Linked DNA regions of Homo sapiens: region 2 is linked to region 1. A link is a contact called in ENCODE Hi-C or POLR2A ChIA-PET data. All regions are on one chromosome and are shown on one strand. Each heading gives the region's core, a stretch centred on a gene start or an enhancer-like site at or near the end of the contact. The rest is flanking DNA. Distances are from core to core; before and after follow the strand shown.

Region 1 (3,828 bases), core at 522-3,021:
GCTAATTAGGCCTCAGGCACTGTCTTAAGCACTTCTCATATCATGAAGAGAAATTGCTCACAAAAATCCAGTGAGCTCATATGATCCCCAACTTACAGACTGAGAAAGAGAAGCTCAAGGAGGTTAAGTAACTTGCCTAAGGTTATCTGGTTATTCAGCCAACAACTGGCAAAGCTAAGATCTTTGAACTCTTCTTTTTTTTTTTTTTTTTTTTGAGGAAGGGTCTTGTCCTGTTGCCCAGGCTGGAGTAGCGTGATCATGGCTCACTGCAGCCTCAACCTCTTGGGCTAAAGCAGTCCTCCCACCTCAGCCTCTTGAGCAGCTGTGACCACAGACACACATCACCACACCTGGATAATTTTTTATTTTTTAATTTTTTTGTAGAGAAGGGTTCTCGCCATGTTGCCCAGGCAGGTCTTAATCTCTTGAGCTCAAGCGATCCACCTGCCTCAGCCTCCAAAGCAGTAGGATTACAGGTGTGAGCCACTGTGTCCAGCCAGATTTGAACTCTTGCTCTTAAAACCTGACCCATTATCACCTCCATACATCAATAGTCCTTGTATCTGTTTCCTTTTATCTGAATCTGGGAAACTCACTCCTAACTTCCCTGGAATCTGAGACAGTAGAGCCAAATCCTTGTCTCCTCCACCCTCTGACACCCCACTCCCCAACACCCCACTCCCCAATCCATCACAGCAGAAGAAAGTGGCTTCTCCAGAAGGCCAGCCCTATCCCCTCTAAATCAGGCAAAGTTATTTGAAAGCTGACATGGACCCCTAAACCATGGACTCTCTATGGGGGGCAGGGAGGCAATGTTGCCTCCAAGGGCAGCAAAAATTGATTCTTGAGGGAGAAAACAATTTGGATGTTATAATGGTTTGTGGCTCTCTAAAACGCGATGTTATTCAACAAAATTATGTTTCTCCGTATTTCACTTCTCTCATTAGGGAGAATTTAAATTTCATTTGATTTTTCTTCTTAGGGAGGTGATCATGAAGAAATGGTTGAGAAACATTGCAAGGGGGGATCTACCCAGAATTGAAAGGCCCCTGAGAATGCCCCCAGTCCTACCTCCACACACATTTCTCCCTGAACCTGCTCAGTGTGAGCTGCTAACTGGCGGTGGGCACCTTCCCATCAGTCCTGAGGTCCCCAAAGATGTTCTTCATATATACATGTTCCAAAAAGTGAGTATTTTGGGACAGCAGATAGGTTTGGGAAACTCTTGGTGAAGTGGCATCAAGCTGTGGTCTTTGCTGCGGGACTCCCTGGTCTTGAGCCCACCTGTGGGCACAGAGGCTTTCCGGGAAGTGACTCCAGGCACAGCCTGAAGCTTTGCTGTCTCAGACCATCTTCTGGCATGAGGGCGCACTCAGCACACACTGCTTCAGACAGCAGTCACTGAGCCCAGCGCTCAGGATGTGGTAGCAGCACCACTGATTTCTTTTGATGGGATTTACTTTATTTATTTCTGAATTCAGAATGTTCTGATCCTCAACTCCAGCCAGGCTGGATTCAGAATGAATTCAGAATGTTCCGACCCTCAAGCTCCAGCCAGGCTGCACCCCAGAAAAAGCTACACAATGGAAGGTGGAAACAGGGAAAAGATCTACCCCTGTGTCATGGTTTGTGTCACAATCTACATATGCAGCATGACCCATCCACCCCTCCTCGAAATGCGCTCCCAGCCAGCTATCATTGCATTTCGAAAGGGTTTAGGAAACTGTCAATGAATATATGCAAATCCATTTATTCAGCAGGAACAATGGTCACAGAAGGAATGAAGGGAGAGGGGAGAGATGGGAGCTCTGCAAACAATTTCTCTTGTAAAGGGAATCTGCCAAAGGAGAGGAGGAGAAATGGAGACCCGGGGGACGAATGAATCACCAAAGTCCCACGGGGGAAACCGCAGTAAGGCCAAGGACGCAGCTCTGAGAGCTGTGCCAGGGCACTCTGCAGAGCCACACTGCCTCTTACTGCCGGTGTTATTTTAATAGCAAATGCCCAAATCAAAAACTGCAGAACAATGGGATTGCCTCACGGCCAGCAGCCTTTTCAGGGATTTCTGCACAGCACATTTTCATTTCCTCCATGTGACAGGACCACCTTCTTTGTTAAAATGTCACCCACACGATCCTAACCCATGCGGCTAAGACTAGTCCTGCCTTCAAAGAGTCTCTTGGCAAAGCTGAGGAACCTGGACACTTGCCAATAACAAAGTGTTTCCAACCTGGAATTTTGGAGGAGGCTTGTATGCTCTCTGTGACCACCTCCCTTTCTTTATCCTTTCTAAGCCTGGTGGCAATTTTCTGAGGGCAAGCATTTGATTTGGCCCTAGCCTGGTACCCACAGGCATCCTTGACTGATGGAACAGACATGACTGCTGCACACACACAAAAAATCTGTTTTGCTTTGTGACCTGAAGATATCTCTATACTGAATTCTTTATGGCCATGAATCTTAATCTTCCTTGTTTCATAAATCGCACTCAAGGCTGCAAGAAATCCTAACTGCAGAGCCTCTTGTTTTATGTGGCGTTTTCCATCCACATCTGTAAAAATCAAATCCAAAATTTAGTTTCCATCTTCAGAACCATAAAGCATTTGCATCAGAATTTTTCTGTTTTGTTTTTTACTTAGTGCTTTGTTTAAAAAACAAAATTTTTTAACACGTGCTACGTGCAAGGGCAATGGATTTGAATGACAGTTCTTGTGACTATCCCACTTAATCAACAACACCAAATGTCACCCCATAGCACCTTATGCATTGCTAAGCCATGTGTTTGCAATCGGCAATTGCTCTTTGAGCCTGGCCAGCATATGTTCTTGGCTTTTGAATTCAATTTCAGCAACCTTGAGAAAGCACAGCATAGGCTGGGAAGGAATCTGAATGGTATTAGCTTAACTTGGATTCTGTAGAAGCCAGATAACCATCCACCCATCTGTCTGCTCCAAGACGTCCATTTGCAAATGTGCACCAATCCCTCACTTTGTGCTGGGCCTCCAAGGCATGCATGTGCAAAGTGGAGGGAATGAAAAAGTCCGCTGTCTATCTGATGGAAGCTCTATGCAACCGAAGGACTGCTGTGCAGGGTGTCTGTGTGAAAAGACCTAGGCACATACAGATGGTGAACATAATGAGTCTAGTGAGGACCCTGCTGAGGACTGAATTTTAACAGGTCATTGAAGCTGGATAGATTGCTCACCCCTTGGGCTGCATCTTCACATCCTCAAACATCTGGAGGGAAACTGGACAGGAAATGTCCCGCTCATCTCAAAAAACCAGATGTGTGCCATGACATGGAAGGAATGTCCAGATGCCAGACAAATCCACTGCATTCCTCCAAGTGAGTCTTGCCTGGAGTATTTTTGAAAGGCAGATGAGGAACCTCTGATTGAGGCTTACTCAGTGTGGTGTAAATCAGCAGTCCCCAACCACCGGGCAGCAGACCGGCACCAGGCTACACAGCAGGAGGTGAGGGGCAGATGAGAGAGCATTACCACCTGAGCTCCACCTCCTGTCAGATCGGCCACGGCATTAGATTCTCACAGGAGCCCATACCCTATTGTGAAATGCACATGAGAGGGTTCTAGGTTTCACAATCCTTATGAGAATCTACCTAATGCCTGATGATCTGAGGTGGAATGGGTTCATCCTGAAACCATCTTCACCTGCCCCCGGCCCATGGAAAAATTGCCTTCCACGAAACTGGTCTCTGGTGCCAAAAAGTTTGGGGATTGCTGGCATAAAGCATTCTTTATGAAATCCTTTAGAAGAGGCAGGGATGTAAATAAATACATAAACTCATTTCATTGCAAAACTGAGGAA
Region 2 (3,828 bases), core at 720-3,219, 420 kb before region 1:
GACTGGCATCCCCTAACCATAGCATAGCTTCCAGCGCAGCAGGAAGCTGGGCCAGGTGGGGTCGGTGGGGAGACGGGTGCCAAAGGTGCCTGGAGTGAGAGTGGGATTAGCAGCGTGGAGCTTGCCTGAGCTCCCAGGCACCTGATGGATGCTGGCAGCTAAAACCTCCACTAAACCCTAGGGCCCCTGGTCACCATTTGCCAGAAACTCTACAAAGTGCTTTAGAAACACTGTTGTTATCCCATCTCACATATGAGGACTGAAGGTCAGAGAAGCTAAGTAACTTTCCTAAGGTCACACAGCAAGTAAACGGGAAGATGGGGACTTGAACCCAGACCCATCTGACTCCAAATTTATACTTGGCCCACTATAATGGACCAGAAAATGGTCCTTATTTTGTAATAGTTTAATAACCACTCACGCAACACCGCTGCTTAGTTGTATGGACCAATTATTAATTTTCAAATGTTTTTATGGGGGAAAAAATAGTCAGTTTACTACATACCTGGTACTTTACACCTACCTGCTTTGAAATTTTAATAATAATTGGAAAATGAGAGTTGGAAGTTTATTAGGTTTGACTGAAGTAAGTTGTCAAATGGCTGAGAAAGGGCCACCCCTAACAGATGCGCCAAGCATATTATACTGAGAAGTCCCACTTAGGTATACGTTGGCTGGGGAGAGTCCTGGCGTTCATTCCTTCTCCCGCGTAGCCTTATGGGTCTCTTCAGAAAACACATGGTGGCGCTGCCTGCACGTGCCTTTACAAGCTGCAAGCCGTCCAAACAAAAGTGGTTAGTTTCTGCCTCTTGGGATTACAGTCAGATTCTGGCAACATTTCGCATTCATAACTGAACTTTCCACATAAAAGCGATCTCTCTCACTGTTTTGTACACAAAGTGAGGCAGCATTGTCCGAGTACAGTAATGTTGGAAAGAGATGAAGCATTGTAAATGTTTAACAACAGATCTCTGTTAAATCCACTCTAACGAACACAACCGTTTTGATGAATATTATTTTTAAAGAGAGAGAAAAATACAGATCTTCCTTTGCAAGCTATCTTTGAATAAAAGATAAAACCAACACACTGAATTGGCTTAGTGGAAACCCGTCATGTATTTCATTAGACCACTTGCAGATAGCCTAGTGCCAACCTATAAATGTTCTCTCTTGAAAACCACATCCCATAGATATACAGCAATCATTTTCTTTCAAGGAGGATATATTCACGCAGTTACATTTTGTACAAATATAAAGTAGGCAAAATTGAAAGAATACAACATAAAACATGACTCATTAATGAAGTTTGTGAATTACTCATTCACAAACTGCATTAATGAATTTTTTTAAATAACATGTCTTCCAAATTAAGAATTCCTCAAGAAGTGCACGTTTGGAAGCTGCCAGGAATAAAGAGCTGTGGACTGGGTTTATGCTATTCATTCTTTAGGCACTCATTCAACAAGTATGTGTGGAATGGTTTCTCCATGCAGGCACTGTTCTAGGCTCTGGGAGACAGCCCTGAATGCAGCAGGGATTCACAGAGCTGACATTCTAGCACAGGGCATATGGGTGGGGTTGTGGAGTCCAGTAGGAAACTGGCTAAGGCGGTGTAGACACAGTGCTAGAGGGGGTCAACACTCAGGAAAACAAAGCAGGATGTGGGAATGGGAGGGCACCCGTGAGTGTGGGGTGAGTTTCTTCACCAGGTAGGTGACAATGAAATAAAGCTCTGAAGGAGTGGTGGCCTGAGACCTGGGATATCTGGACAAAGATAGTTGCCGATAAAGAAGGAATAGCAAATTTGTGAGGCAGAGTATGCGGGCGCCTGGCCCCACATTCCAGGGGAGAATGGGGAGGTGACGAGGTTGCAGGGGCCAAGGGTGACTTGGCTAGAAAAGCAACACATGACTCCCTTTGTGAAGATTGGATTAAAATTATGCAATGGTTGCATTAAGTTTGAAAATCTTCAGGGACACATTTCTTGCAACTTCCCTCTACTCGTGTAATTAGAAATGAATAAATGTTAATAAGGAAGCTGAAAAGGCTCTAATGGTCTAGAACGTTATATAAAGCTTACTGGAACATGACGTTCTCAAAGTGTACTAGGATTGCAAAAGCAGCCACAGGACCCTTATTTTCCAGATTCCTGTGGAGCTGAGGAGGAGGAATCACAGCCTAATGGAGGGACACATGGCAAAGGAGCATGGAGCTGTGTGCTAGCAGGTGCACAGCGGGGTCATGGCCACTGTTGTTCAGTGGGGCCACCAGATCACAGATGAACACTGCAGCCGTTTCACATGTGACTGCCCTCATCCTTCATTTCCTATCCCCCACTGCGTGGAGCCCTTGGGTCACAGTTACGGCTGGAGGAGGCTGTGGATTCAGAAACGCAGTTGTGGATAAGGAAAGGTTTAGCACTGCCCACAAATGAAAAGAGACCTTCCAGATTTAGAGAAAAGGAAAAAAGCAAACAAAACAAAATAAAAACCCTCTTTTCTCCAGCTCCCAACATAATCAGAGATGAAAGAAGACAGTTTTAGCCTGGTAAATAAGAAAATAAACAAGAGCTTGAAATGGATAAGTTTTTTCTTCTAAATTTGTTTTTGCAAAGGGTTTTTCTTCCCTGAAAAACAAAATACTAAAATAGCAAGTTGTGTTTTCATTTATAAATCCTTCTCAAGAGGAAATCTAATAATAACAAGGGGTTTCCATTGGATTCCAACTTATTTCATAATGTAAATATATTTCTATCCTCTGGGGAAAAAAGCTTCCCCAAGCCAGGTATTTATCGTTTAAATTTGTGATTTTATTCACTTCCATTTTTCCCTCTCTTTTACCTTGAACAGCCTCTCAAACTGAAGAGGAGTGTTCAGTTCTACAGCTTATTAGATAGGGCCTCTTCATTCAACGATGCAAAGTTTAGAAAGAACGTGGACGATGACTTGCTATGTTTTGTTCTACATCCAATCAGAAGAGTAGCTTGTGGCTCAAAAAGTCTTATCTTAGAAGATCAAATGTCCACATTTTAAGAGAGCGGGGCTGTATACTAGAAAGAAAAATGGATTAGAGTCAGTCATACTTTCAAACCTCAGCAGTATTTCTTATGTTATTTAAAGACATATATTATCTGGTTTCTTTGAGCTTCAGTTTCTTCTCCTATAAAATGGGAAGAATAATAATGTGGTGGATTAAAAATGGCAGCCAAATCTCTGACCCTCTTCCATTGAGAGGGGGACTCTGTCCCATCCTCTTGAATGCAGGTGGGTTTTGTGACTGCTTTGACCAAAAGAACAAGGATGTGATACTGTGCCAGTCTCAGGGCCCAATCTTCAAGGCACAGGCAGCTCCCACTTCCCATCTCTCAAAACATGAAATAGCTCTTGGAACCCTGAACAGTGCAACTCCCTTGAGGCTGCCATGATGTGAGGAAGCTCAAGCCACCCCGGTAGAGGTCTATGAGCAGAGAAGCAATGGCCAGCTGCCCCGCATCTCCCAGCTGCAGCCATTAGAGCCGTCCCAGCAAAGCTTCCAACCGTGAAGCTGAGTGGAGCTCCTCTGACTGTGCCCTGTCCAAATTTTCCATCCACATCATCAGGAGATACAATAATACTGTTTTAATCCATTGAGCTTTGAGATGGCTTGTTAAGCAGCAATAGATAAACATACTAAATGCTTATGTTGTGGAGCTACTGTCAGTTTTACAAATAATACCTCCAAGGCGCCTACACAGAATGGACACATAGGGAACATTCAGTAAATAGGAGCCATCATTTGTACTGTTGTTCTCATGATCTTCCCACAAGAGCGTTTATTAGAAATGTGATC

The links. A loop is a pair of places that touch in the nucleus more often than their neighbours do. ChIA-PET counts read pairs that join two places held with the same protein, here RNA polymerase II (POLR2A). Pooled maps may share reads with other maps.
Region 2: a map of heart left ventricle shows a loop between it and region 1 (3-fold over the local background). The contact joins two enhancer-like sites. A Hi-C loop is called at or near these places in 5 of 168 maps with a recorded cell type or tissue (aorta, cardiac septum, heart left ventricle and 1 more) and 10 of 50 pooled maps. POLR2A ChIA-PET finds 5 or more read pairs at or near these places in 1 of 52 experiments (A549).

What each region holds. Positions count from the first base shown.
Region 1 is chr18:10,099,479-10,103,306 of GRCh38, reverse strand. No RefSeq gene overlaps it. Among named protein-coding and RNA genes, the nearest start is that of VAPA, 190 kb to the right of the region's middle. Within about 2 kb of position 1,771, at least 2 of the 41 ENCODE cell types and tissues checked have a DNase peak (open chromatin) inside an H3K27ac peak, as active enhancers do.
Region 2 is chr18:10,517,197-10,521,024 of GRCh38, reverse strand. No RefSeq gene overlaps it. Among named protein-coding and RNA genes, the nearest start is that of NAPG, 6.9 kb to the left of the region's middle. Within about 2 kb of position 1,969, at least 16 of the 41 ENCODE cell types and tissues checked have a DNase peak (open chromatin) inside an H3K27ac peak, as active enhancers do.